3 separate regions of the Homo sapiens genome follow, and regions 1 and 3 are each linked to region 2. A link is a loop called in an ENCODE intact Hi-C map of the cell type or tissue named here. Cell type or tissue: Caco-2. All regions are shown on one strand. Each heading gives the region's core, and the rest is flanking DNA. Links, peaks and the distances in the headings are about the cores only.

What was found. A loop is a pair of places that touch in the nucleus more often than their neighbours do. Peaks named below come from ENCODE experiments on the same cell type or tissue, not always from the same donor. Only the 100,000 strongest peaks of a DNase experiment are listed, where the experiment ranks them.
Region 1: a loop joins it to region 2, with 2.9 times the contacts of the local background. A loop is called at or near these places in 3 of 110 quality-filtered maps.
Region 3: a loop joins it to region 2, with 2.6 times the contacts of the local background. A loop is called at or near these places in 2 of 110 quality-filtered maps.

Annotation. Positions count from the first base shown.
Region 1 is chr6:89,499,390-89,509,855 of GRCh38, reverse strand. The region is part of intron 1 of ANKRD6 (ankyrin repeat domain 6); the gene reads right to left. It overlaps LOC105377889 (a long non-coding RNA gene), which reads left to right. Exons shown (of 3, transcript XR_001744257.2): 3 at 1,520-1,582. Among named protein-coding and RNA genes, the nearest start is that of ANKRD6, 71 kb to the right of the region's middle. In Caco-2, for the core only: no CTCF peak of the experiment used is centred there; DNase peaks (open chromatin) are centred at 2,945 and 5,985.
Region 2 is chr6:89,592,446-89,602,911 of GRCh38, reverse strand. ANKRD6 (ankyrin repeat domain 6) reads right to left here. Exons shown (of 16, transcript NM_001242809.2): 3 at 6,898-6,996. Among named protein-coding and RNA genes, the nearest start is that of MDN1-AS1, 41 kb to the left of the region's middle. In Caco-2, for the core only: no CTCF peak of the experiment used is centred there; DNase peaks (open chromatin) are centred at 4,671 and 6,230.
Region 3 is chr6:89,522,764-89,533,229 of GRCh38, reverse strand. The region is part of intron 1 of ANKRD6 (ankyrin repeat domain 6); the gene reads right to left. Among named protein-coding and RNA genes, the nearest start is that of ANKRD6, 95 kb to the right of the region's middle. In Caco-2, for the core only: no CTCF peak of the experiment used is centred there; no DNase peak of the experiment used is centred there.

The DNA.
Region 1 (10,466 bases), core at 1,102-9,101, 93 kb after region 2:
CCAATGCTGTCACTCACTATCTAGACATCACCACATTACTTGGGAGAAGTTAACTTGACCTCTTTGGGCCTCAGTTTCCTCACCCATAAAGTGGGGAAAGTAATGGTATTCACCTCATAGGTCTGTTAGAAGATTAAATGACGATTTCTATCTGTCAGGAAGGGAGAACAGTACCTGGCAAGTGCTAATGCCGCAAGTACCATATAACCTTTATTATTTTGAGAAAAAAATAAAGGCAATGTTTTATCTTTGTAATATAATGAATTGGCACTGTGTGAACTGTCATTCTACAGAATCCAATACATACAAAGTAGGCATAAAATAAACTGCAGCCCTCAGTAACAGAAAACCAGGACTTCCACGTCTTACTTAGCCCACCCTTAAACTAGTTGTCCAGTCCCTTGGCTTCATGTTTCTTTCTTATCTTTAAGTGAAGGGGCTGTATGAGATGATTTCCAAGGCTCTCCCGCACTAAAAGCTTGGAATTCCTTATTCATGGGTCACTGACTTGGCCCAGTGTGGTCTTTTCATTGTTTGCTCTCTGTTCTTTGCCAATAAAGGATGGTCCTCCCCTTCAAATCAAGGGAGCACCAAGACATTCCCTACCTGGTTCAGAAAGGTGAACCCCACCTGGATGCGCCCCTCTGGGCAAGCCGACCCTAGCCCACTTGCTGCCAGCAAGACATCAGGAAGCAGCCAGGAGAGAGGCAGGTCACTGGTGCACTTCAAAGGAAGCGCCCGCCTCCCAGGGAGAGTGGGAGGGTGCACAGTCGCCCAGAGGGAGGGCAGCTGGCCTCCACCCAGAGCCCTGGTTAGTTGCCTCCTCCCATCCCTGTGCAAGAGCTTCATGGCCCTCAACAAACAGCTCCACACACCTTTTGGAAGCACCCTCCTCACCTGCATCTTCCCTCCTTGGCCCAGGTGGGTACTGCACCTCTGTGTTGGAGGAGTCTTTGTGGTTCATGGAGAGCCAAACATTCCCACAGATCTGTTGTCTAGTTGGGCCTATTCTGGGGTCAGGAACAGGAATACAAATTTAAAAATTAGGAAGATGTGCCGTGAGATTTTCTTAAAAATCTCCCAGTAGAGCAAAGCTTTAAGAAGTGGGGACCATTCACAACATTTCAACCTCAGTTTAACACTTAAATATGTGAATAAAATATAGGTAACCAGGAAAATAAATCTCAGTGCTGCTGTTTTTCTAATGTTGATGACCGTGTCCGACAATTTCAATCTCAGTAGCTGAGGCACCCTCCCTTTAGGAGCCATTAAAGCCACCTCCCCCAATGTAATCTATCTTTTCTGCTGGAAATCCTTTTTGCCCCCCACACGTATCTCTGAGCCATGCTCTCATTCTGCTTTACACTTCATATGACTTTCTCTTTCTGCACCTGTGCCCTGGCTGGGATGCTATGGCAAGTTCCACCTCCTGGGAATTCCCTGATTTCCCCAACTCTCATCACTTCTAGGTCACTTACTGTCAACACCCATTTGTACCTGACCAGAGCTATCCTTTAAGGTTCAAGCCAACAGCCATGTGGGTGAGACCTCCTGGAGGCAGATTGTCCAGGCTCAATCAAAGCACAGAAGACTGCAGCCCTAGCCAATGTCTTAGACTGCAACCTCACAAGGGACCTTGAGCCAGAACCACCCAGCCACTCCTGGATTCCTGGCGCACAAAAACAGTACGGAATACTAAATGTTTATTGTTTTAAATAAAGTACTAAGTTTGGGGTAATTTGTTATACAGCAATAAATAATGAATACAGGTGGTATCTAGGTGATAAAGCAAGCTTAATAAAATATAGAATTTATGCAGGTGGTAGGTATACAGGTGTTCACTGTAAAAGTCAGCTTTGCTGTATGTATGAACATTTTCATAATCAAACTTGGGGGGAAAAGTGTAGGCTGCATAATATAAAACTGGCAGCTGGATCATTCTAGGACACAGCTACAGGAAAGTTTCCTGAACAATAAAATAAAATGATTTGAAAGAATTACCAAGGAATATAGTCTGTTTTGGAAGCAGCTATCTTTGGAGCATTTACTATATATATTTTATAGTATACATGTGTATATATAAAGTAGGATTAGATGTGTATGTGCTACTTTATTTTATCCCAACTCCCAATTTTGAAATAGACACTGATCTGCCAATTTCAGTTTTTATCAGCAAGGGCACTTCTCAGGAATCCCATGAATGACAAGGAATTACCATAATATCAAAGGTAACCTATTTCTTCCAATGAGGCCACCAAACATCCATTTGTCCTACCCCGTGCTCTGTTTGTTCTGTCTGATTTAGTTCCCAAACTAATTAGGCTAGCTTAATTCCCTGCTGCTTTATCAGCTAATGATTAAAGACACTTGATTAACTTTTACAGAACATTGCTCAACATAGAGCTGCAACAAATGGGTAATTCTGCACTCCAGAGAAATCAGACTGGTAAGACCAGTGCTGATGCTGGTTTGTGCTTTCCTTGCTATTTACCTATACTTAACATCCACTCCTGCATATTTTTATAGTGAAGAGTATGCTAAAATTGCTGTTCATATCAAATACTGAGAATATATTTTTACATAAATAATGCAACTAGCCCAGTCTTTTTATGTAATGATATGAACCATAAAAAAAATTATGTGTTTAACAGAAATACAGACCCATTATTTTCTTCAAATATAAACAAACCAAAATCTGCCTGTCAGTGATTGGAGCCTACTTTGTTTATTTTACAGATATCAGAGGTGGTCATCACAATGTTAATTGATAATAAAAGTTACCCTGTTACAAAGCACACAGTATTGTACTAGAGATAAGCTTGGAAAATATTGACAGTTGGATTCAGTGTTTAGCATAGAGTCTTATTTATATTGCATATGGAATCCTCAACACTGGCCAATGCCAACACATGGAAGAAGAGGCCCCTGCAGTATTCACCACAGACAAGCATGAGGTGAGGCAGACTAGGGATTGGCTTGTTTAATCTCACCTCAACTGCCTCCTAGTTGGAGAGGACAGAAGGTTAAACACTACATTTTTCAGGCTCCACACCTTGCAGCTAGAGATCGGGATGCGAACCAACTAAAGTCACCTGTGCAAAATTAGGGAGGAAGTGAAGCAGAGGCCTTCTCTGGGCAGCTTTTGGCTGGCAAGCAAACTGTGGAATGGGAAGTGGGTTTTTGTTTTGTTTTGTCCAGCTTCGTTGAGGTATAACTGACAAATTTAAATTGTATAAATTTAGGCTGGGGGTGGTGGCTTACGCCTGTAATCTCAGCACTTTGGGAGGCCAAGGAGGGCGGATCGCTTGACGTCAGGAGTTCAAGAGCAGCCCGGCCAACATGGTGAAACCCCGTCTCTACTAAAAATACAAAAATTAGCCTGGCACGGTAACACACGCCTGTAATCCCAGCTACTCGAGAGGCTGAAGCAGAAGAATAGCTTGAACCCGGGAGGTGGAGGTTGCAGTGAGCTGAGATTGCGCCACTGCACCCCAGCCTGGGTGACAGAAACTCCATCTCAAAAAATAAAAATAAATAAAATTGTATAAATTTAAGGTAAACATGTTTTGATATATGCATACATTCCTAAATGAGTACCACAATCGGGTTAATTAACACATCCATCACCTCAGTTACTTTTGTATGTGGTGAGAATACTTAAGATCTACTCTCCTTGCAATTTTCAAGCATAATACACTAACTATAGTCACCATGCTGCACATTGGATCTCCAGAACTTATTCATCTTATAACTGAAAGTTTATACCCTTTGACTAACATGTTCCCATTGCTTCCACCGCCCTCCCCCAGCCCCCGCAACTACCTTCCTACTCTATTTCTATGAGTTTGACTTTTTAAGATTCCACATATAAGTGGAATCACACAGTAGTGTCATGTGTTTGGCTTATTTCATTTAGTATAACATCTTGCAGGTTCACGCATGTTTTCGCAAATGGCAGGCTCTCCTTTATTAAGGATGAATATACTACTGGGGTTCATTTCCTTTATTCAGTGGACACAGGTTATTTCCACATCTTGGCTATTTTAAGTAATGCTGCAACAAACGTGGGGTGCTGATGTCTCTTTATGACAGTGATTTCATTTCCTTTGGATATATACCCAGAGGTGGGATTGCTGGATCACAATGCAGTTCTATTTTGAATTTTCTGAGGAACCTCCATATGGCTTTCCATAATGGCTGCACAAAATGGGTGGGTTTTCTGTAACCACACTCTAGGGCCACTCTCTTGAGTGCCAGGAGGCACTGTAGTGGCAGACCCTTCTCCGTTCAGGCTTCCTGAACTTTGGAACCCAGTAAAGAGTGGATTCTTGAACCTACAGGTCCAGTTAATGTCCTGTAATTGGCAGCCCTGCCAGAGGACCAGATCTTCACTCTTCTGGGAGTTGCTCTGAGGGCCCAGCCCTGCCAGTGATTCTGTGAGCACTCAATTCTGTCTCCTTCTGCTTAAAATGCCTAGAGGAGTTGCTGTTTCCTATGCTGATCCCTTACTTATTCACAACAGAAATCCTGTATCTTTTAAGAACACTAAAAAATGAAAATACAATGATCCCTCCACTGTTTATTTTCCAACTACTCAATCTCTAAGCACTTCAGGATGGGTAGCAAGTGCTGAAATTGCACAGATGGTGCATACGGGAGGACAGCCCCTGGAGAAGGCAGAAATACAGATGCCGGGTAAGGAAATGGAGAACCAGCATAGCCCCAGGATGGTCAGGATTAGACCAACTCTGCCTGCAGAGAAGAAAGGGCAAGGGGAGGACACACAGGGAAACTAAAACCATAAAAGCTAATCTGAAATTGACATAATGGGCCAATCAGCCACACAACTTACCTGTGGACACATGTGACTCATGGAAACCAAGCTCGCTACTTACAGTTAAAGCTCACACGGTATAAGGTGGGGCCAAAAAAAGAAGCTGTGATGTCAGGAGTTCTGTGACGTGCATGCGATTTAATTGAGCATTTCCAGGCTGTGGGTGCACAGTGATTTAGATTTTTCATTAAAGGGAAAGGCAAGAAGCCCTCTATTTGCTTTAAAGCCAGCACGTCTAAGTTCTATTCCCCACACTACTGCTGCAGACTGGATGGGCAAATTCCCAATTTGTTTCCTTTACTTCAAGACCGTCCTTCAGCCAGGCAGAGTAGCTCACACTTATAATCCTAGTACTTTGGGAGGCCAAGAAAGGAGGATTGCTTGAGTCCAGGAGTTTGAGACCAGCCTGGTCAATATAGCAAGGCCACATCGCTATAATTTTTTTTTTTTTAATTTAACCAGGCGGGTAGCACATGTCTTTATCCCAGCTACTCAAGAAGTTGAGGCAGAGGATCTCTTGAGCCCAGGAGTTCAAGGGTGCAATAAGCTATGATCGTGCCACTGCACTCCAGCCTGGGCAACCGAGCGAGACCCTGTCTAAAAGAGCGAGAGCGCGAGCGAGAGCGAGAGAGAGACTGTCCTACAACAAGAGTCTCAATAATAAGAGCAGCAGCTACCCTCTATGGAGAACCTACAAACCCACGTTCCCTACGCATCCCATTTAACCTCACAGCATCCCATCAGCTGGTTATTATTAAATGGATACGATCATTCTCCCTCGTTTACCACTCCCATCTTGATGCAGGCCTCCATCACCTCTCACGTGGATGCTGAACAGCCCCGTGCCTGGTCTTTCTGTTTCCGTTCTTCCTTCCCCCCCACCCCCCGCCCCCCACACTATCTCAATACAACTGCCAAGGTGATCCTTTAAACCTCAGGTCAGACCTTGTCACTTTTCTACTCAAACACCCTCTCCCTCACTACCACTGTGGCTTCTCATTTTACCCAGAATAAGCGCCCAGGTCTGGACAATGGTCTCCAAAGTCCTCCAGCGTCTGCTCCCCACTTACCTCTCTGATTACATCACCTCCTGCTCCCTTGGCTCATTCTGCTCTGGCCACACCAGCCTCCTTGCTCCTCTACCAACACACCAGGCACACCCCTGCCTCAAGGCCTTGCACTATGGTCCCTCTACAAGGAATGCTCTTATCACCAGCTAGTGAAACAGGCTTCTCCCTTAGGGCCTACAAGTGTTTGTACAAATGTTACCTAATCAGTGATGCCTTCTCTGACTACCCTATTTAAAACTGCAGTCTTAGCACTTATTGCCATCTATATAATGTATTAATTTATTTTGTTTACCATTTGTCACCCTCTCTGGCTCCTTGAGAATAGAACTTGTTTTGTTCAAGCCTATATCAGCCACATATAGCAGGCACTTAATATTTATTGAATTTGATGACAAGATGAAGAATGTAGGGGATTAGGTAACTTGCCCACGTCTACACACATAGTAAGCAGTACAAGGGGCCAAACTCAAGTTCCCTCTGACTCAGAAGCCCATACTCTGTCCAGAGCAACCTAAACTCTCCTTCTACAGCCCAGGGGCTTTATGAGATGCAGCAGGCATAAAATAAACACCCGAACCAATGGCCTTCTGTCCTCTAATGGCTTTCTGTCCTCTCTGCCCAAGAGAGGTAACATTAGGCACTGGCCTAATCACGACTTCCTAATGTGCACAACCTTAGAAGCAGTGGGACCCCATTTCTGAGGACTCTCGTCTTTCTCTTTCAATCCTTCCTTGATCACCCCAGCAGCCAAAAAGCATCAGACCCACCCACTAGCCTAATGCAAAAAGCTCATCACAGCCTGAGAGTTCAGTAGTTTTTTCCAATTACTAACCTCAGTGAGATATTATAGCTTCTGCAGATTACCTCTGGTTCTGGCTGAAAGAACTGTGTGAGTCCAAGCCAAGAACCCTGCTGCCTGCAGGATGAAAGAGACATTGGAAGGGGCAGCACTATAGGGAGGGTGCAGAGGGTGTGGTGGAGGGGTTACAGCCCAGAGTTATATAGAAATAGAAGCAGCTGCAGCAAAGGATGGGGGAAATCCTGTTAGAACCAGCCAACCCCCACCTCCACACCCCAGTCCCCTTGGTGGAATAAAATTTATCTTGTCATACCCTAAGTGAAGATCTCTGTATTTTTAAATTTAAATCAATTAACATAAATAACACTTAGAATAGTACCTGCCACTGTAAGTACTACATTTCCATAGCTATTATCATAATGGGATTTAATTGCTATATTTTCTTGACAATAGCCAAAAGCTCAAAAAGGGTCCCGTCAGGTAAGGAAAGCAAGGATCAAATCTGCATATGCTTTAAAAGCCAACTTTTTAAAAAGTATTCATTGGCCCAGACTCTTCTAAAAAATAAATAAGACTAGGCTGTAAGCTTTTAGTAGATAGGGATTTGGACCTATTTCCCTTTATCCTTTTTTTTTTAAATAATAACGCTTTGCCATGTTTTTTAAATAAAGGTTCGCCATGGTTTCGCCACCTTGCCCAGGCTGGTCTCGAACTCCTGGGCTCAAGCGATCCACCTGCTTCAGCCTCCCAAAGTGCTAGGATTACAAGCATGAGACACCATGCCCAGTCTATTTCTCTTTATATCACCTTTGGAATGTTCAAATGATTATTCTGCATGAGATAATTATGGTTAAGTTATTTTTATTATAGTTACGTTAAGTATGGCAATGTTACATTATTTGAAATAACTATATACCTGAAACTGAAAAAATATTTTTCAAATAAACAGGCAGTGTAAACCCCAGATATGCCTACTATCCTAATAATTACCATGGTTGCTATGAAGAAACATGGTGGACCTTGGGGGAAAAAAGTTACAAACATCTAACAACCAATGAAGAAACTGAATAAAAAGAGATTTAAGGCAAGTGTAATTTAATGTTAACAATAAGAATATGGGAGGCTAGGTGAAAGTGTTAATCATCTGCAGCAGCTGCCCACCAGCACTTTCAGCTGGAAACCAATGAAGGTGAAACGATCCACAAACCAGACCCATTAAAAGAACACATAAATCCTGTGGGGAGGTGATGAGATGGGACATATTATTATTCCTACCACTCAGTTCAAGTCACTGCCTTTTTTTTTTTAAGATAACTCCTTGTATCAGAGACTTAGCACCACGACACCTTCTAAATGAGAAATAAATGAAATAAGAATCATAGTTACTGCATCACACAAGCACAAAACACCCATTCACTTTGGTGTAACAAACAGTATTTTCAAGCATCTCCACATGGATGTTATCCATAAAGCCCCTCCCCAGGTATCTGAAATAAGTAGTTTTCTTTAATGCAAAAATACTGTATGGTACACAATCAACAGGCAACTTGCTAAATTTTGCTTCCTTCCAGAGAGATGTGCTGTGGATTAGTTACAGAGAGTAAAAGCCACGCTGTGAATAAGCCTAGCATTCTCGTGGCTGGGAGCTCTGCTGAGCTCTTCAAAGGAATGTGTTTCTAAAGAATGTTTAAGTAAGCTTAAGGAGTTCCAAGCAACCCAATACTGACATATCTGGCATGCTGTATTTGCCAAGAAGGCATCCCTCTCAAATGCAAATGCAGATCAGAGCTCCACTGACTCCAAGCTCAACTTGAGGAAGGGAGACACAGAAGACTTTTTGCTGAAAGTATTTGTGTTTTTTCATAAGCATGTGTTCCTTAAAGAACAAAACCCTGGAAATACGTAGAAACAAGCCTTAGGCTTCCATAAGGGAAAACAATTAATCGTTAAGTCTTGATTTTGCAGGTACAAATTATGTTCCATATAAAGACAAGTAAACCTCAATGACGAAAAGCATCCCAAGTATCACATGTTCTGAAATTATGATGCAGGCAAAAGCTACTCCTAAGAAATGGCCTCAGGTGCAAGCCCCGTCTTGATGAGCATTCCTACCAAAGTGTCTTTCAGATACAGTAAGAGCTGTGCTTTTTTCTGTGCTAGAAAAAAAAAAAAAAAAAAAAGACTAATTGGGGACAGTCCTCTTCTGACTGTGTTAAGTGCATCACATTATCTTTATTATTTACTCAGCTCACAACCCATTGCCTTGGCCTGAAATAGATTAAGTTGGACCTAATAAATCAAAATACAACAAGAATCAACAGAAACTTAAAACTACGGCCCACAGTCCTGGATGCTAGCTCATCTATTATTAATGCCTAAAGCCACTAAAAGCCTCATAGCTCTAATGAGAATAGCAATTAACTTTGTTGTAGCTATTTACAATTTCCAAAGTGCTTTCCCATCCCACAGCCCCTTTAATCTCCTGGGAGATTAGGGACCTGGGAGGAGGGCGTTAGGCTCTTCCCCCATTACACGATTTCTGAGAACTCTCAGAAATTCAATGGCTTACTGAAGAAGACACATCTGGTGATACAGCCAGGACTTTTTCAATTCCAGTTACTATTCGTTTTTTAATGTATTGCTTTATTAAAAAATATATCATATGACATTATTAATAGTAGGACTGCCTGGTGAAAATTTTGCAGCCTGATGCATTTTTCTAACCATGGTATATTCATTCCATTTCCAGAGGCTGCCTGTACTGTGATATTTTTCATGCCAGGAACTTCAGGGTAGTATTTCTATCTTCAATATCACAGCACAGGCAGCCTCTGGCTTCTCTGCTTGGAATTCCACCTCCAAGTAAAGGGGAAGAAAAAAAGGAGAGTGAGTGATCTGTGGCTCTCTCCTGGGAGGCAGGGCTGGGAGCTCTAGAACTTAGCCCCTGTGTTGCTCAAGTGACCAGAAGCTGTCTCAGTGACAGAAGCCTCTGCTTCCTTCCTCTAGAAGCATCAAGGTCATCAACTGGAGCAAGATAAAAGAGCCACCAGAGGTGGGAAAGGTGACCATTCACATCACCCCAAGCCCAGGCCTCATAAAACTGGGGTGTGATGGAATCTGGAGAGACAGTGAACAAATTATAAGCCCAGATGCCTCGGAGGCTTTTCAGAGTACGATTTTATAGAGGCTTTAGGGATTTCAGTGGGCATTTCATGCTTTTTGTCTCCATTACTCTTTGGTTTGCAGTGCATTTGTCTTCTGTTTGGAATGCTGTTTTGATGCTGAAGTCTTGAGGAATCAAAGTGGGCATCATAACAGAGTTGAAAGGGAAGACAGGCTAAACTGAGGAGCAGCAGGGAAAGGGGACCGTGAGGGTGTTTAGGTTGTCCAAGTCAGTACAGCAGTGTCTCAAGAGCCCTGGGTGGCTTGCTCTGTGTAGGACTAAATCACGGAAGCAGACTAACGTTTCTTACCATGCATTATGAACTGGTATTGTGAACAGGAACATTTGTGGTACGGCACTGTCTCACACAATACAAGCTATTGGCACCCCTGGCCTGCAGGTGCTAAATAACAGTAGCACCCTCCCCCCAGCACTGCGACCCCAACCCACTGGTTGAGAAACGTTAAACTAGATAATGTCTAGGACTTCCTATCCCTAAAATTCCTCAAGTCCATGACTAGATGACTAGACCAGAATGGCATCAGGCGTGACAGTGCTCTGAGGTGGCAAAAAGGTGACAAACACATAAGTATCAATGAA
Region 2 (10,466 bases), core at 1,125-9,124:
TATTCGCAGAAGGGCTTGGTTACCACAGGCAAGGCGGGCTTTGTGGTCTTGTTAGTAGACAACGCACGCTGGCAGAGAAATTTTGTTCATAAACTAAGAGGGGGACCTTAAGCCGACAGCAAGAATAGCCCTCGGCCACAGAGCCAACCTCAAAATGAGGGTCAGGCTCTCTCCTGCCATCCAGGGGCTATGACTATCACAGGTGTGAAGAGTGGGTGTGAGGGCAGGTGTGTGCTATGCAATTAAAGCAGCAATGCCTGGAATCTCTACTGCCTGCCGAGTTTCCAGCTTGCAGGGGGACCACTGTCCAGCTCTGCCAGTTAGCAGCACTCATGATTTGATGACAGGCGGGTCATTTGTTCATTGACCTGTACTAGTCAACGGCAATGCAGGGGTTTGCCCTATTTCATCTGAGGACTCCAGGGACTGCAGCTATCACTGCATATTTCTAAGAAGCCTCTTCAGAGAGTTCATGACAACATCCTCACTGATTTATGCTGCACTCTGAGCCCTCTTCTCTATGATCGGATTCCTGGGATTGCCGGCCGTTGTTCTCCTTTAGGCGCCAAAGGGAACTTGACTCTTCCTAATTGCAGTTGAGTGAAGGATGAAACACTCCCAGAGGTAAGCAGGTCAAGACTGTAACAGGAGAGTTCTGAAGTCTCTAAGAGCACCCTTTATCTCTGACAGGTCCTCAGGAAGCTAAGTTGAGGTAAATCAAGCTGAGCCTGTGGTCCAGCCTTGAAAGGGAGGATGGGTGGGCAGTGTGGAAATGTTCTGGTGGAAAGCAATGAGCACGAGACAAGGGGTCAGGAGGCCTGGGCTGTGCATGGCTTGCTAGAAGCCTGTCACCCTGCTGGACCTCAGGTGTGTCACCCTGGATGATCCCAGGGTCCCTCCATTGCCTTCTTGGATTCTATGATGTGGCTGGTCAGAGTTTTGTGAAGTTTCCTGGCAGAGCACCAGAGGGGCAAAGAAAACATTCTGGGGCGTCCCTGGTGCTTGGCCCAAAAGAGGACAGAGGCCATCATAAGATAAAACAGATTTTTTAAAAGAAGGATGCACTGCTACCTATAAACAACCTTAACGAAATACTGATTCTACTTACTAAACTCCCCAGATCTGTAACAAACAATGCACATTAAAAACATGTAATCTGAAACAAAGTTCTAAAGATAGATGGTGGTGATGGTTGCACAACAATGTGAGTGTACTTAATGCCACTGAACCGTATACGTAAATATGTTCAGACAGTAAATTTAATGCTATGTATATTTTATTACAATAAAAAATCCTAGTTAAAACTCAAAATTGCTTTCTTAAAATTAAAAAGTCTCCCTTTAAAAATCCATGAAAGGATTTTTCTCTTTTAACTTTTTATACTTTTTAATATTTTCCAGCTTTTTATATTTAACACGGATAACTTTTAGCATCAGGAAAAACCGCTACTTATTAGAAGTCTGAGCAGAAACAATACCCCAGTAACAGGACTGTCCCTGTCACAGACTCTCTTCCCACTGTTCATTTGTGGAAGGTAAGGAATTTCTGCAGTGAGGGGGGGTCAGGACACTGAGGACAGATCACTGTCCTCAGCACTGCCACCACCGACCTCCCCCCTTCAGCATCCTAAACTATTATTCCTGTTATCAGTTAGGTTCAGGCTGATTTTCTTCTCATCCACCTTCCCAGACCCCTTATTCAAAGAGAACCCTTGCAGTGGTTAAAAAAAGAATGTGGCCGCTGGGTCAGTGGCTGCAGGAGGTAGGCTGTGCCATTTGCGCTGTCTACCTCAGACCTCTTAGAAAGCAGTTCTAGACAAGGAAACTAGTAATCATATGAGATACTGCCCAAGTCTCAACTTTTTGTTTTTGTTTAGAGACAGAGTCTCGCCCTGTCGCCCAGGCTGGAGTGCAGTGGTGCCATCTTGGTTCACTGCAACCTCTGCCTCCCAGGTTCAAGCGATTCTTCTGCCTCAGCCTCCAGAGTAGCTGGGATTACAGACACTTGCCACCATGCCTAATTTTTTTTTTATATTTTTAGTAGACATAAGGTGTCACCATGTTGGCCAGGCTGGACTTGAACTCCTGGCCTCAAGTGATCTGCCCACCTCCACCTCCCAAAGTGTTGGGATTACAGGCGCGAGCCACCGTGCCTGGCCCCACGTCTCAACTTTTTAAAATTTCCGTAAGATTTCCAAGACTTCCCATTTCTCTATCAGAATGGTGACGGAATTTCCCAAAATAGGCCTCCAGTGCAATGATGATTACTGACCTGCTAAGAAAGACAGTGCCCTTCTTAGCAAGAACCACGCGACTGCAGCTCACGCTTTCAGGGTAGTGCTGACTTGGTTAGATTTCCACTTCTTACAGGCTTTTTAATATAACCACAAACTACTTACACTCTAGTGCTCTTTGGACCAATAAAAACAACTTTTTCCAGGACAAAGCTTATCACTCTGTATTGTTCATGAAGTATGAGCAACAAGCCCTGAGCATATGGGTCGTGTTAGCCACTCTTGCTGTACAAATTATTTCACGAAGGGCCTTCACTGGATGGTACGGCACAGACTAACCTAAGCCTTGGTTTAGGTCAAATATTTTTTGTCATGTTTCACAAGCTGCCCTCTAAATTATGAGTTGAGGTATCTTTGGAGCCGGAATGGCACCAAGTTATTTATTACTTGCTTTCATCATCAATCTACTGTATTTGCTTCCTTTGAGAAAATTTTCCTTTGTGAAACTCTAGCTCAATGCAAGCAGCTCAATCTAACTTTCAGTTCAGACCTTGGGAGGACATTTCCAGACTAGCAAGACTCAAGGAAATCTAATGACTTGTGTGAGGTTGCGGCGAGAACACATAGTGTCCTAAGCTGCTGGCAAAGGTCCTGCACACCCCTTCCTCTGGGGGACCTTTTGGCTGTCCTGCCTGTTTCCAGGCCACAGCTCCCCCTCCAGCCGTCCTCTCAGACAGAGACCTCACCGAGAGCCCGGGTCAGATAAACACTGCTGTCAGGCCAGGCTCGGACTCTCCCTACCAAAAGTGGCTGTCCTTGGCTGTACTGCTAGCTGTGCTGACACTAGCTGGAATGGTTCTGGAGGACTGGGCAATACGCTTTCTCAGGCTTTGAAAAACCCACCCTTCTCAAGTAACCAAGATGAGAATTAAAGGCTCTGAGGTGAGAGACATGAAACATGTAAACAATAGCTGCCTCAGGTTATCATCTTGGATCTATTCTTCCCTAGAATACAACACAAACAATTTAGTACCTTGAGGCCCTCAGTTGAAACAGGGTCAGTTATCTACAAATGGACTCTTTCCTCCTATAAGATTAAAATTTACCATTGAAACATTTCCTCCTTGAAATGACACGAAGAAACAAGATGTGGCCTCAATACATACAAGTGGCTACTTTGACATAATTCTTACTTGCATATGATACCTACCTAAGTCAATCATGAAATTCTTAAATGCTGGGAAAAGGTAGAGCACTCTCAACAGTGTTTACTGAATTATCTATTTGGTGAACATCCACTCATTTTGAGACAGGGTCTCACTCTGTCACCTATGCTAGAGTGCAGTGGCATGATCTCAGCTCACTGCAACCTCCACCTCCCAGGCTCAATCAATCTTCCCACTTCAGCCTCCTGAGTAGCTGGGACCACAGGCATTTGCCACCATGTCCAGCTAATTTTTTTATTTTTTGTAGAGATGGAGTTTTGCCATGTTGCCCAGGCTGGTCTCCAACTCCTGGGTTCAAGCAATCCTTCCTCCATAGCCACGCAAAGCACTGGGATTACAGGTGTGAGCCACCAGGCCCGGACTGAATATTTATTGACTCCCTACTGTGTGCCAAGTCTAATTCTCTCATTTTATTGATGTCTAATTCTCTCATTTTATTGATAAGCCTAGGACAGCATGCTTGGACCAGAAATCAAATTGTCAAGGCTCTTTGCACTCACCCCAAGCTGCTTCCAACCTGTGAAGTCATTAACCTTAGGACGAGCCTCAGAAAAGGTCAGATGCATCTGTGGGGTTGGGACTGCCTCTTTCATAAAGTAAAGCATAGCCACTAGAGCTGCCCCAAAAGCATTTGTTGAATGATTAACTACAAGAAGCAGAAGGAAAGATGCTGTAGCTGGAAACCTGAAGGGCCTGCAACCTTGCAGTTTGGCACTTTGATTTGGAACATGTTGACCCATTTGCGAAGTACGTGAACTGCCAGCTCTCAGTTTTTCTGAGACAGTGTTTCTCACTTTGGGATTTTAAGAGCTTTGGTGCCTATAAGGTCTAAATCTTTGTTTTGAAATACTGTTATTTTTCTTTCCTACATGGTGAAAAAGAGTGAGTGTAGTGTTGGCAGATTTCAGTCATGCAAGGGTGCAGTGTGCGCCTCTTCAAGAGGAAACACCCCCATGTGGCACAGGCAGACATACTGCAAGGAAGCTCAAGACAGGTTAGGTGTGTAAAGCAAGTTGCTGACCTCTTTTTCTCTCTCTGATCTTCTAGGGTCCTTCCTAACCTTCCCTCTGTGGTTTTTCTTATTTTTGTCTTCTTTCATGGCTTTCACTGTGGCCACAGCATCCTGGACTATTTCTGAGGCGGGAGCTATGTGATTGCTCATTGACCAATCAGAGATGGCATTAGCGCTCCAATGAGAGTTGACACGATTGGCAGGAAGCAAGAAAGAATTTGCTCCTGGAGTTGCATAATCTAAAGAACTGGTTTCCACAGGTTGAAATTCATAATAATCCCACTCCAGGCCACTGGAGGTCATTCTTCAACTAATTCTCAGTTCTTACCATGCCATAAAGATCAGTATCTGTAGAATATGAAGTTAGGAGTAAATTCTTCATATCATTAACATTCTCTGTTTCTACCCACCATCCAAGACAGGTAACTTCTGAGATTTTTTCAAATAACTGATCTCCTAGATTCTTTAAAGGACACACATCAAGAGTTTTCTTCCTTGATTTCTTGCATGTATTTCAAGGCTGGTCATCAACAGCATGGTAAATACACAGAGAACAGGCATGGATCATATTGCTGGCAAATGCATTTCTTCAGAACTAGTGAAGGTCAATTCTACCTTCTCCACTCCCAATTATTTCTTGTTGTTGTATTTTTATTTTAATTTATCTGGGAGAAGCAATATATGCATTGTCTCTCTAGGACAAGGAAAAGATGCAAGAAAATACCTTCAATAAATAAAAGGGACTCTCTCTGTCTAAAAGTAGAGCTGGCTTTTCTTCTGCTGACACGTCTCACTTTGGCTACCTAAGAAAATTCTTGCCTGTTTCACTTCCTACCTTGCCTGGTATAAACAGCAGCAGTTCTAGGAAATTAGCAAGGCTTTTGCTGCATGAGAACACAGTGATACTTAGAGCCCAGGATGTGAGGCAGGGGTGTCAAGTTGGAATGGGTTAGCATGCCTGGCATTTTGGCCTTGCCACTGTGGCAAGCAAAGCCTTTAATTATGCGAAGAGAAGACCAAATGCATCCCAACATGTTTGCACCAGTAATAACTCAATTCCCCACCTTTTCTGTGGCCAAAATCTTTTCTCTCTCCTTGTATTTTTGTTCCTGTCATCTAAGGATATGATATAGTTGAGAATGTTATGATGACCATAGTGCAGGAAAATAAAAAAGTATTATGACCTAAGGTAGAAATCAATGGCTTAAAGCTAAATCAACATTTTTTGAAAATAACATCTTTGATGACCCAGCAAGTTCCAGATATAACCAGAGATTTATGAAAGACACTGGATGGCCTTCTGCCCATGCATAAAACAGTCATAGTTATTTCTTTGCAAGTACTGTCCTTCTTACTGTGTGTTTGCCAAGTTTTATGACATTATACACAGACCCAAAGAAAACTAGAAGCACTTTAGTAAACCACACTGTAGCATATCTGAAGATGTGAAATTTGAATCACACTCTATAACTACAGTTATTAAAGGTGAATTTGGAAGAGGTTATAAGTGCAAACACTCCAACATTCTGTGTTCCCCATAAAAGTTCTTATTTCTTAGAGTTCTACTACATGAATTAGTGTTGCAACCATTTCTAAAAATAGTTTTCAACTGTATTATCAAAAGACCTTTTCCTAATAGCTGTTGGAGGACAATTTATATGGTCCTTTCTTAGAGAACCACCTTCTCCAAAGACCCAGTAGGGCAGCCCACTGTACTACGTGACTCCACCCCAGCCACTGCTGACTCACTCAGGATTGGCCACTTGATGCCAGAGGAGCCAATCAGAGTCCATCTCTAGATAACCTGAATGAATAGACTCAGAGCTGAGTTGGTTGATGGCCATGTCTCAATAATAGCATGGTGGCAGAGTAAACTCTTTCTGGAGGCCTCCTTTTTCTTAGATTCCATGAGATCTGTGTCTTCCCCCAACTCCCCAACTTGAATAGATCATTTTCCATGTCATATTCACTGACCAAGAGAAATTAAGATGAGAAAAAAATTAAGTTTTTAATCCCCATTTTTTCTCCAATGGTAAATTTGGTCATTGACACACATTTCCGGCAAGTCTTGCCCATACTCACTAATGTGCATGTGTGTGTCTCTTTATGCTGAGACAGGACACAGGCAAAAATCCCCTTTGAGGCATTTTGTACAATAGAGAGGAAGTGATCACTTGAATAATAGACAGGAAGTGAACCATGATGGAGAACCACCCCACACTCCCAAACTCTAACTTGCTACTGAGAATGGGCCTCAGAGCAGGTCTTCCAGAGGAAGTTCTTGCTGCCACAGAGACCAAGATGCAGCTAAAATGTGCTGCGAGAGCATCTACTACCCTCCCATCTCACAGCTTACACTTTGTGGATTTCTAGCCAGAAAACCTCCCCTGCCAACTCAGCCTGATAGAATGATGGCTTCTACTCACATCATCCTGGACATCAAGGTCGCAGCCAGCCTTCAGCAAGATCTGGACCACAGGAAGATGGCCCTTATTGGCAGCAAGATGCAGGGGAGTCCGGCCATGCTGTGAATGCAAAATGAACAATGATTTCGGAACAAGTCCTCAATGCTACTCCCTTGGGAGACAGAGGGCCTAGAGCAAGGTTTGCACAGGGGCTTTCGGATGATCACTCCCTCCTGCCCCTTTGGATTGGCAGGAGATTCTTATGGGTTAACCAAAATTCAAGTTTGTCTCAGTTAACCTTGGCTATTGTCATTGCAATCAATGAACACGATATGTTCAAAATGTGAAGATTTCCTTTAGTGCATTATTTCTACTCTCCACTCATCAGACTATCAAGTAGCAAAACGAGGGGTTTTGTGCCTTCTCTTAATTTCTCACTGGTGCTAATACTGAGGAATAATGAAGTGGCCATGATGAACCTGGGCAAGAGGTGGGAGAACAGCAAGATGTCATGGTCATCAGCCCCAGAGGAGTCCAGTTAGTAACAGGTGAAAATTAAAACTGTTGATTGAACTGATTAGGAAAGGTTCTTCCTTTTTTTTTTTTCTTTGAGACAGGGTCTGACTCTCTCACCCAGACTGCAGTGCAGCGACGCCATCTCGGCTCCCCACAACCTCTGCATCCTGGTTCACTTATTATTTACTCATCATCCTCTTGATGGGCACCCAGGCTAATGCCAGGCTAACCCAGGCTCAAGCGATTCTCCTGCCTCAGCCTCCCGAGTAGCTGGAATTACAGGTGCACACCACTACCACCTAGCTAATTTCTGTATTTCAAGTAGACAGGGTTTCACCATGTTGGCCAGGCTGGTCTTGAACTCCTGACCTCAAATGATCCACCCGCCTTGGCCTCCCGAAGTGCTAGGATTACAGGCATGAGCCACCATGACTGGCCGGTTCTTCCTCTTTTTAAAAAAAAATTCTACGCTGGGTGTAGTAGCTCACACTTGTAATCTCAGCATTTTGGGAGGCTGAAGTGGGAGGATCACTTGATGCCAGGGGTTTGCGATCAGCCTGGGCAACACAGCGAGACCCTATCTCTATAAAAACATTTTCTTTTTTAAAAATTAGCTGGGCACAGTGGCATGTGCCTGTAGTCCCAGCTACCTAGGAGGCTAAGGTGTGAGGATCACTTGAGCCCAGGAGGTCAAGGCTGCAGTGAACTGTGATTGTACCACTGCACTTCAGCCTGGGCAACAGAGCAAGACCCTGCCTTAAAAAACAAACAAACAAAAACACTAAACTGAAATTATGAAGTATTTCAACCACTAAAAAACATAAGTAATATTCTAAACTTCACATAACCACCAACCATTTCAAGAAAAAAAATAAATCATTGACATTCCTCGTGAACAACTCCCAGGTCTCATTTCTCTTCCATCCCCAGAGGTAACCACTCTCTCAAATTTGGTATTCATCACTCCTTTGCTTTTCATTATATTTTTTACTACATGTTTATAGTCAAAGACAATATATATAAACATTGTGTTGCTTGTTTCAAACCTTTGTTTTTTTTTTTCTTTGAGACAGGGTCTCACTCTGCTGCCCAGGCTGGAGTGCAATGGCATGATCATGGCTCACTGCAGCTTCAACCTTTTGGCTCAAGCGATCCTCCCACCTCAGTGTCCTGAGTAGCTGGGACCACAGGCATGTGTCACCATGCCCAGCCAATTTTTTCTATTTTTTTGTAGAGATGGGGTTTCACCATGTTGCTTAGGCTGGTCTTGAACTCCTGGGCTCAAGTGATCCGCCTGCCTCGGCCTCCCAAAGTGCTGAGATTGCAGGCGTTAGCCACTGTGCCTGGCCTAATAGTTTTCAACTATACAATATAATTTGGCATTTTTTGTCTAACCTTGTATTTTTGAGATTTGTTTTTCATGTTATTCATGTAGTTCTGGTTCACTTATTATTTACTCATCCTCCTCCTGATGGGCACCCAGGCTAATGCCAGGAGGTTGCAGAACACAGCGTGTTCCTCTCCTTGTGCACCTGAGTAGCCTTCTTAGCCCTGTTGCTGGGTCATAGAGAAGACCATTCGCTTCAAATGCTCTAAGCATGTCGGCTCCCAAGGTGCCACATCAAGGGTGACATCCAGAAGAAATAACACTTTTTGATGTGAATCAACTTCTATCTAGAGAACTGCCCTGCCAAACTCCAAATTCTCAAGCAAACATGTTTCCTTTGCTTTCCCCTACAAGTTTCACTGTGAAGAAACATTCAAACATCAATGAACCATGGCCCCACCCATGCTGAAGCATACCCCTAAGGTCTTCCCAAAGGCCTTTATTGATACTCTAGCAGGATACACATTAATGATTTCAAGAAAGCACCAGTTTGCCATGGGTAATGAGCCATGGAGGAAAACAGAGATAACAGACAATAAAGGATCTTAATTTCTCCCCATGAAATGTGACCAAAGCACTAGAATGATTCTGGAAAGAGGTCAGAGCTTACTTTAATCACTCCCCAAAAAAGTGGGCTATAAAAAGCCTTCAGAAAAAGGCAGCATCTGAGATGAAGAGTGACCTTTCTCTGACAGTGACTGTGCTCAGCCATGTGCTCCCTAACCTCGATTCTTCCAATGAAATCATAGCTGATCAGATAGAGTGGCATGACCAGGTTCCACTGGCTGGGCCTGGTCCCCAGCTTCATCTGTCACCACATATCCTTGTCAAGGACTTCTTGACATTGAGTATGTGCCCTTCACAAAGTTTCCTAAGACATTCTGAAACACAGGGGAGTTCATCACATGAGGACAGAGAAGTGTGTGCTATGAGGGAGGTGACAGCATGGTGGGACACAAGTGCTTCTGGGCAGCTGGAAAATACAGACCAGCAAGGAGAGAAGCTGCCTGGGGAGGCTGGAAAGAGGCCAACAGACCCAGGAGTACTTTTTAAAAAATTGAGATGGAGTCTCACTTTGTCACCCAGGCTGGAGTGCAGTGGCGCGATCTTGGCTCACTGCAACCTCTGCCTTCTAGGTTCAAGCAATCCTCTGGCCTCAGCCTCCCAAGTGGCTGGGACTACAGGTGCGTGCCACCATGCCCAGCTAATTTTTGTATTTTTAGTAGAGACGGGTTTCACCATGTTGGCCAGGCTGGTCTCAAGTGATCCTCCCACCTCAGCCTCCCAAAGTGCTGGGATTACAGGTGTGAGCCATGTGCCTGGCAACGTTTTTTTGTGTGTGTGTCTCAAGAGATCCTCCTGCTGTGCTTGGGGTCCCAGATGCATGAGTACCTCCTGATACTCTGACCATGGAATTCCCAGCTCCCAGAACCATGAGGAGCAAATGTCTGTTGTTTAAACTACTTACTCTATGTTACCTTGTTAGAGAGGCCAAATGGACTAGGACAGGTTCAAAGAAGATCACTTCTGGGAGGGCACTTTAGAAACTAAATTACCAACAGGATGGGCCTGGATTGGAGGCACCTTTCTAATCCAAAGTCAGTGAAGAACCGCCAGTGGAGAAATGAAAGGCCAGAGGTATCAGAGCTTAGTTTGAATCCCAGCTCTGACTAATAACACCTGTGTC
Region 3 (10,466 bases), core at 1,361-9,360, 70 kb after region 2:
TCACTAGCCTGGGCAACATGGCAAAATACCGTCTCCATAAAAAATACAAAAAATCGGCCAGGAGCAGTGGCTCACGCCTGTCATCCCACCACTTTGGGAGGCCGAGGGAGGTGGATCACGAGGTCAGGAGTTCAAGAACAGCCTGACCAACATGGTGAAACCCCGTCTCTACTAAAAATTAAAAAAAAATTAGCCAAATATGGCAGCACGTGCCTGTAAGCCCAGCTACTCAGGAGGCTGAGGCAGGAGAATCGCTTGAACCTGGGAGGCGGAGGTTGCAGTGAGCCAAGATCACGCCACTGGCTCCAGCCTGGGCAACAGAGCGAGACTCCATCTCAAAAAAAAAAAAAAATACAAAAAATCAGCTGGACATGGTGGCACATGGCTGTGATCCCAGCTACTCAGGAGGCTGAGGTGGGAAGATGGCTTGAGCCCGGGAGGCAAAGGTTGAAGTGAGCCAAGATCGTGCCATTGCACTCCAACTTCGGTGACAGAGTGAGATCTCATCTCAAAAAAAAAAGAAAAAAAAATCAATTTACTATCTTGTAAGCTTTCAATACGTTCTTTCATTCATTGAATGATCTTTGAGCAGCAGGGAAGTGTCAGGCATGTAATGGCAAAACAGATAAGCTCCCTGCCCTCATGGAGCTTAAATTCTAGTGGGGAAGGCAGACAATGAACAAGGAACTCTAATTGTGATATGCGTTATCAAGGAAAGTGTAGTGTGCTCTGGTGACATATATCAGAGGGAATAAACCTAGCCAGGGAAATTTGGGAAGTGCCCTTTAAGAAAGGGGAATTTCAGCTGATAGATGAATTAGAATGAGCCAGATGAAAAAGCACTCCAGATGGAATAAACAGCACGTACAAAGCCCAGAGTTCAGAATTAATGTAACATATTAGAAAAGTTAGGAGAGGTCCAGTATAAACAGACGACAGAAAGCAAAAGAGGGAGGTGATGGTTAATAATGTCAATTTGGTTGGGCCACAGGGTGCCCTGATATTTGGTTAAACATGATTCTGGGTATTTCTGTGAGAGTGTTTTTGGATGACATTAATATTTAAATTGATAGACCGAATAAAGCAGATTGGTTCCATATGTGTGTGGGCCTCATCCATTCAGTTAAGGGCCTAAACAGAACAAAAAGACCAGCCTCTCCCAAGCAAGAGATAATTTACCAGCAGACTGACTTCAGACTTCATCCGCAACATTGGCTCTTCCTCGTTGGTTCTACAACAGACTGTCTTGAACCGCAGCATCAGCTCTCTTAGGTCTCCAGCCTGCTGGCCTTAGAACTCAAACCGCACCATTGACTCTTCTGGGTTTCCAGCATGCCAACCCACCCTACAGATTTTGGATTCACCAGTCTCCATATGGCATGAGCCAATTCTTTCTACTAAATCTTTTTCTCTATATACACACAACCTATTGGCCTTTTTTGTAGGAGAATCCTAATACAGGGAGTGAGGAGAGACAAGGTGGTAGTGTGGGCCACCCAAAGGTCCGATGATACTGGCAGGTAAGTCATGGGATATAAGATCAAAGAAGGGATACAGGGCAATAGTGAACCCCAGGAGGGCATTTTGGAGGAAGGTCCAAGAGACCGGATCTCCAATTTTTTAAATGGTCTGCCACAGTGTGGCATGAAGACTGGAGGGATGGGGCAATGACGGAGCCAGGAGATATTGCTGTGAGATGTTGCTGCAAGCAGCATGTGCAGATGTCAAAGGCTTGCACTAGGGGGAGAATGCAGAGAAGCAGAAATGGAAGAATCCATAAAATATCAAGATGCTTCGATCCACATGGTTGGATATTAATGCCTTTTCTCTTAGAAATGGGAGATAAAACATTCTATAAACTTCCTTCAAGGAAAGTACTTGCTAGTAACAGGGATTCATTGGTTCTCTCCATTTGAGCATATTTATTTGCCCATATCTTCCATTCTATTGTTTCCGCTACCTCCTTTCCTCATCCTAACAGCGACATAACTGTGAAAACAGGAGCTAAGAGAAAGAACAGATCCGCACTTTGGCTCGATTCCCAGACAGGAGCGCACCTTCCGCGCACTGGCAGGCGGATGCATGCTCACAGGCCCCGAGCCACCTCTCCTTCCCATAGACACACAGCTCTCTGAGGTGTGCAGCCACAATGATTTATCATGTATCCTTTACTTACAACTCCTAAGGCACACTGGGGATAATAATGCCTGCCTCGGTATCTCATGATTACACTTTATGCGTATGTGTCATGAAAACAAACCCAACAGACTTTGTAACTCCTGACATTCCAATGTTGAATTTAATAAATAGATCTGTTCCTTGAGGTAGTATCCATGACTTTCAAGTGGTCGGCCATTGAGCAGCATGAAGACTAGAGGACTGAGACAATGGCAGAGCCGGGAGATACCAATGTAGCTGTTACTGGAACCTCTCCACCCAGCAAGTACAACTTTCAGAATCCAGTTCTCCATTTCTCCCGGAACATTTTCAAAGCAAGCCCTCCTGGCTTTTACCACATTCTTTATTCCTCCAACCAGAGCCCTTCCTGCTGGCCCTGACTGGCCCCAAGATAAAGCACTGTGAGTGGCCAGCCTGGTGCTGTCTGGGCACTGCACAAAATGAACACCATTGATGGTCTGTCTCCCTCTCCCTGAAAGCAAACTGTGCTACTCAACTCCCAGTTGCCACTGAAACAGTGTTTTTACTCACTTAAGGTCACCACAGAATGAGGCCAAACAAAAAACAGTGAACTACTCCCCCTTCCCTAATCAATAAGATTTGGGCATGTCTCATTTTACGGCGCTTCACTCTGTTGTGCTTCACTTTTTTTTTTTTTTAAACAAATTGAAGGTTTGTGGCAACCTTACCTTGAGCAAGTCGTATCAGCACCATTTTTTCCAACGACATGTGCTCACTTCATGTCCATATGTCATACATTTTGCTAATTCTTGCAATATTTCAAACTTTTTTCTTCTGAGACAGGGTCTCACTCTGTTGCCCAGGCTGGAGTGTAGTGGCACAGTCACAGCTCACTGCAGCCTCAACCTCCTGGGCTCAAGCAATCCTCCCAAGTAAGCCTCTCAAGTTGCTGGGACAACAAATGTACACAACCGTGCCCAACTAATTTTTGTATCTTTTTGTATAGGCAGGGTTTCACCACATTGCCCAGGCTGGTCTCGACCTCCTGGGCTCAAGTGATCCACCCACCTCGGCCTCCCCAAGTGCTAGGATTACAGACGTGAACCACCATGCCCAGCCCTCAAACTGTTTTGTTATTATATTTGTTATGGCGCTCTGTGATCAGTGATCTTTTATGTTACTACTGTAATTGTTTTGGGGTACCCTGAACCACACCACATAAAATGGCAAACTTAATTGGTAAATGTTATGTGTACTCTGACTCCTCCACCAACCCCTGGTTCCCCTTCTCTCTCCCTCTCCTTGGGCCTCCCTATTTGCTGAGACACAACAAAATCAAAACTAGGCCAAGTGATAACCATACAATGGCCTCTAAGTGAAAGGACAAGTTTCATGTCTCTCACTTTAAATCAAAAGCTAGAAATGATTATACTTAATGAAGGCATGTCAAAGCTAAGAAAGGCCAAAAGCTAGGCCACTAACACCAGTTAGCGAAGTTGTGAATGCAAAGGAAAAGTTCTTAAAGGAAACGAAAAGTGCTGCTCCAGTGAACACAGGCATAATAAAGTGAAACAGCCTTATTGCTGATATGGAGAAAGTTTGGTCTGGATAGAAGATCAACCAGACACAACATTCCCTTGAACCAAACCTAATCCAGAGCACAGCCCTAACTCTCTTCAGTTTTACAAAGGCTGAGAGGTGAGGAAGCTGCAGAAGAAAAGTCTAAAGCTAGCAGAGGTTGGTTCATGAGGTTTAAGGAAAGGAATCATCTTTCATAACTAAAAGTGTGAGGTGAAGCAGCAAGTGCTGATGTAGAAGTTACAGTAAGTTATCTAAGAAGAGAAAATCTAGCTAAGATAATTGGTGACAGTGGCTACACTAAACAACAGATTTTTCAATGTACATGAATCAGCCTTCTACTGGAAGAAGATTCCATCTAAGACTTTCATAGCTAGAGGGAAGTCAACACCTGGCTTCAAAGCTTCAAAGGACAGGGTGACTCTCTTGTTAGGGGCTAATGCAGCTGGTGACTTTAAATGAAGTGAATGCTGATGTGCCAATCCCAGGGCCCTTTCAAATTATGCTAATTCTACTCTGCCTGTACTCTATAAATGGAACAACAAAGGCCAGATGACAGCACATCTGTTTACATCATGGCTTACTGAATAAGTCCATGCTTATTGAGACCTACTGCTCAGATAACAAGATTCCCTTCCAAATATTACTGCTCACGGATGATACACCTGGTCACCCAAGAGCTCTGATGGAGATGTACAAAAAGATTACTGTTGTTTTCATGCCTACTAAACAAAACATCCATCCTTCAGCCCATGGATCAAGGATTTAATTTCTATTTTCAAGTCTTAATACATTTTGTAAGGCCAAAGCTACCACAGTAAGTGACTGCTCTGATGGATCTGGGGAAAGTAAATGGAAAACCTTCCGGAAAGGCTTCACATTCTAGATGCCATTAGGAACATTCGTGATTCACAGGAAGAGGTCAAAATAACATTAACAAGAGTTTGGAAGAAGTTGATTCTAACCCTCATGGATTACTTTGAGAAGTTCAAGACTTCAGTGGAAGATATAACTTACTTTTTGGTGGAAACAGCAAGAGAACTAGAATTAGAAGTGGAGCCTGAAGATGTGACTGAATTGCTATAATCTCATGATAAAACTTGAATGAATGAGGAGTTCCTTCTTACGGATGAGCAAAGAAAGTGGTTTCTTGAGATGAAATCTACTCCTGGTGAAGATGCTGTGAACACTGTTGAAATGACAACAAAAAATTTAGAATAGTACATAAATGTATTTGACAAGGCAGCAATAGGATTTGAGAAGATTGACTCCAATTTTGAAAGAAGTTCTACTGTGAGTAAAGTGCTATCAAACAGCATCACATGCTACAGAGAAATCTTTTGTGAAAGAAGAGTCAATCAATCTGGCAAACTCACTATCGTCTGACTTTAAGAAACTGTGGCTGGGTGCGATGGGGCTCATGCCTGTAATCCCAGCACTTTGGGGGGCCAAGGCAGGAGGATTGCTTGAGCCCAGAAGTTTAAGATCAGCTTGGGCAACATAGTGAGACCTTGTTACTACCAAACATTTAAAAAATTAGCCAGGCATTGTGGTGTGTGCCTACAGTCCCAGATACTTTGGAGGCTGAGGTGGGAGGAACACTGGAGCCTGGGAGTTTGAGGTTACAGTGAGCTGTGATTGCGCTATTATACTCCCGCCTGAGTGACAGAGCAAGACTCTGTCAAAAAACAAAACAAAACAAAAAAACAAAATTGCCATAGCAACCCAACCTTTAGCAGCCACCACCCTGATTAGTCAGCAGTCATCAACACTGAGGTAAGATCCTCCACCAGCAGAAACCTCCACCAGCAAAAAGATTGCAATTCACTGAAGGCTTAAATGATCATTAGAATTTTTAGCAAAAGTTTGTTTTTCTTTTCTTTTTCTTTTTTTTTTTTTTTTTTTTTTTTTGAGACGGAGTCTCCCTGTCTTGCTCAGTTACCTAGGCTGGAGGACAGTGGAGCCATCTCAGCTTATTGCAACCTATGCCTCCCGGGTTCAAGTGATTCTCCTGCCTCAGCCTCCCAAGTAGCTGGGATTACAGGTACCCAGCAACATGCCCAGCTATTTTTTGTATTTTTAGTAGAGACAGAGTTTCACCATGTTGGCCAGGCTGGTCTCGAATTCCTGTCATCAGGTGATCCACCCTCCTCACCTCCCAAAGTGCTGGGATTACAGGCGTGAGTCACTGCACCTGACTAAAAGTATTTTTAAATTATGGTATATACACTGTCCTTTTAGACATAATCCTTTTGCATACTTACTGGACTACAGTATAATATAAACATAACTTTCATATACACTGGGAAACCAAAAATGCCTGTGACTACTTCTATTGCAATATTTGCTTAATGCCGTGGTCTGAAACTGAACCTGCTCTATTTCCAACATATACCTATGCCTGTGATTGTTAATTTCATGTGTGAACTCAACTGGGGTAAGGGATGCCCAGATATCTGGTTAAACATTATGTATGGGTATGTGTGCAAGGATGTTTCTGGAAGATACTAGCATTTGAATTGCTGGACTTAATAAAGCAGATTGCCCTCCCCAATGTAGGTGAGCATCATCCAACCTGCTGAGGGCCTGAATAAAACAAAAAGGCCAAGGTGGGAGAGTCACTTGAAGGCTGAAGTCTCTGCCTGACAGTTGAGCTGGGAATTTTCTCCTGCCCTTGGCTCTTCTGGTTTTCAGGCCTTCAGACTTGGATTGGAGCCTACGCCATAGGCTCCCTGCCCCTCAGGCCTTCAGATCTATACCACTGGTTTTCCTGGGTCTCCAGCATACAGATGGCAGATCATGGGACTTCTCAGTTTCCATAACTGTGTGAGCCACTACCTTAAAATAAATTTCTGTCTGTATGTCCTCTTGATTCTGTTTCTCGGAGAACCCTGACTAATACCATAGTTTAGGAGCCCTCACCCCATACCCATCAGGAAATGGTAAACAGGGCATATGTTTCTTGCAGATCTGAACCACTGTGAAATGGGCAGAATTCCACTAGGTACTCTCTCCAGCTCAGGCCAGGGCTGCAATTTGAGAAGACACATTTTAGAGCCTGCCAACAGGACTACTGTGGGCTGACAGCTGCTGTTACTCTTTCTTGAGAGTTCATAGATGAAAAGGTATAGGAGCAAGGCTGAAGGAGGGAATGGAAGGCTCAAACTGCCACCTCTTTGGTTCATGAATGTTCAACTTTTGTGGCTCCCTGGATGTCAGCACCAGAGATTATGGGGAAACTGGATGGGGTAGACCATTAGACCACTCTGGAGCATTAAAAGCCCCTGGCAACCAGAGTGTGTGTACACACATAATTGGTACCTCACAAACAAGCCAGCAGCTCATGGCAGTGTGATCTGAGAGACTAAAATAGATGTCCCTTTATCGACTAAGACGAACACTAAGGTTAAGGAAACAAAAGTTACCCATGGGCAGAGGGTAGAGGGTTCAGGGCTTGGCGGGCACAGCCCCGAATTCCTAAATTCCTACAGCTACAAGAAAAACCACACTCTTGCCAAACTCCCTAAAAATAGGAGCTGTCAGACAAATTGTCTTCCTAAATCTGATTTACAACCCAGACCACTACAACTCCAATTGGACAGAGAATGGGACTTACATACATTCTTTCCTGATAAGCAACTGCAGACCTCAAGCCAGTTTTGACCAGCTTACAAAGACTGTGTTTTGTGGCCTATAGTTCACCTTTAGACAGAGAGCCAAATTCCACTTTGCTTTAATGTTAAAATCCCACCCCAAAGTGAACATGAGATATATGTTACATGTTTACTCATTGTTCATGTGCAGGACTCCCCTCATAACTATGTATAGCTTTTCCCCTAAACCTGCTGAATATGTATGACTCTATTCTATGATACAGGCCCAGTGAGGCATAAAACCCAACCTGCCCCTTCCCTATGCAAAAAGAGAACACCTTTGGTCCATGCCAGAGGCTATCTCTTCCTGGTTTGCCTACTGATGTATTGCCAATAATCCTTTCTACTCATTAGCCATCCTGGTGGTCCTTTGGACAACAGCAGCAAGAGGATGCCACAGGATATATTTAAAATGCACAAAAACAACAGCGTGGAAATGCTGGATTCCCAGTGAGAAACAGGCAGGAGAAAGTGCAACTTGCTGCCATCTGAGAGCTCTCAAGGCCAGGGGTGCAGGTCTTTAGGGAGGGAGCCTGGGCACAGGCACTCTTTTTTTTTTTTTTTTTGAGATAGGATCTTGCTATGTCGCCCAGGCTGGAGTGCAACAGCACAATCTCAACTCACTGCAACCTCCTCCTCCCAGGTTCAAGTGATTCTCCTGCCTCAGCCTCCCTAGTAGCTCGGACTAGAGGTGTGTGCCACCAGGCCCAGCTAATTTTTGTGTTTTTAGTAGAGACAGGGTTTCATCATATTGGGCAGGTTGGTCTTGAACTACTGACCTCAAGTGATCCATCAGCCTCAGCTCCCAAAATGCTGGTATTACAGGCATGAACCACCACACCCAGCCTAATTTTCTTAAAGCAGAGCAGATTCAACATCACTAATTATCAAGGAAATGCAAATTAAAACCATAATCAGATACCACCTTACTCCTGCAAGAATGGCCATAATTTAAAAATTAAAAAAAAAAAATAGATGTTGGCATGGATGTGAATAGGGAACACTTTTACACTACTGGTGGAAAGTAAACTAGTACAACCACTATGGAAAACAGTGTGGAGATTCCTTCAAGAAATAAAAGTTGAACTACTATTTGATCCAGCAATCCCATTACTGGGTATCTACCCAAAGAAAAAGAAGTCATTATATGAAAAAGACACTTGCATATGCATGTTTATAGCCCCACAACTCGCAACTGCAAAAATATGAAACCAGCCTAAATGCCCATCAATCAACATGTGGCTAAAAAAAATGTGGTATATACACCACATTATTTCATTCCTTTTTATGGCTGAATACTACTTGGACATAAAATACTGAATACAACTCCAGCCCAGTTGCTGCGAATGTCGTTATTTTGTTCCCTTTTATGGCTGAGTAAGAAACGAAATAATGGCATTCTCAGCAGTCTGGATGGTGTAGGAGACCATTATTCTAAGCAAAGTAACTCAGGATTGGAAAAGCAAATATCGTATGTTCTCACTTGTAAGTGGGAGCTAAGGACACGAAGACATAAGAATAATATAGTGGACTTTGGGGACTCAGGGGAAGGTGGGAGGGGGGTGAGGGATAAAGGACTACACACTGGGTACAGTGTATACTGCTTGGGTGACGGGTGCATCAAAATTTCAGGGATCACCAAAGAACTTATCCATGTAACCAAACACCACCTGTTCCCAAAAAGCTACTGAAAAAAAATAAAAAGAAAATTATCAAGAGGAAAAACAAACAAAACAGCAGAAAGAGCTCCTGTGGGTGCAAAAGCTGAGCTGATGGCCCTTTCCTTTCCTGCCAAAGGTTATCATCCTACTCCTGCTAGTCTGGCTCTCCTGGCCTAGGGTGAAAACCATATAAGAACTGACATCATTCACCTTTTAGCCAATTGCATATGAGTTCAATTTATTATAGGAACATGTTTGGTAGCCAAACGGACTGCATCATTATCAGATGGAGGCAGAGAATTTGCTGTTAGGATTATTCTTTGATACTAGATTACAAATGCTGACAAAAAAGATTTATTCATGCTATAAACTCCTTGAGGGTAGTGACTTCAACATATACATTTCTGCAGGCTTAGCACCTAACACAGTAGTGTCCTAAGGGACTGTGAATAAATGAATGTTCCACCTACTAAAGAAATGAGCACAGAGAAGTATGAGGCTGGCAGCCTGGGTATGCCACAGATTCTACCATAGCAAACGTTTCTCAGCATCACTATGGGTACTTGGGGCATAGAACCAAGGAAATACTGGACTTATGGTAAAAACTGAATTCTGGATCCAGAAGGGCACTAAATAAAGCTCTTCTCTAGGCAGGAGAAGAACGAGTTATCAATAGGATAAACACATAAAGAACTGCCCTCTTCTAGCCACAGGTCAGTACCTCTGAGCTATTCTTAGAAAAAGTTCACTGCTCCCAATAAAAGAACCAGAAGGTCCTCCAACTATAAACTAGACCAATAACAGAAAAAGCCTTCTTCAATATCTTATCTTTAGTTCTTTTGCATGACAGTCTTTGAAGGCAAATTCTCTCCTTTCATTCACTAAGAGCTGGCCCTCCATCCCTGGCCTTTCCCATGAAGGTAGCCACTTACCAATGCAGAGAAGCAAACAGCCTTCAGAACAAAAAAGGGAAGATGCTAATCTTGTCTAACGCAAACCTGAGAGTTGATAGTGCCACAGCTCCTTAAACACCCTTTTCTGAGGCCTACAACCCAATACACTTTGGCACACATTAACACCTTTGCAGACTTGTTAAGTGAGAATAAAACAAACTGAAGAGGCTGCTCCAGCTCTCAGGAGGGAATCTGCTGTCTCCATCTCACCTAGGCTGACCCAGGGCACAGAATATCATCTCTGCATCAACACCTAGGAATGCCTGTGACCTGGAGCAATCCCCAGTCCCCGCACCTGACATGCTGGAGGCTGGGTCTCAGGAGGATTGAGGTAGGGCTTCGGGACACTAGATTTAATCCCTTCTCTCTTTATGCTCTGGCTGTTGGTGTCAGATGCCTGAGACCAGGAAGAGTGCAAATCTAAATGGGTAGGGCACAAGGCTATGAGACTCTTCCTCCTCATCTACTCTGGAAGAAAAGAA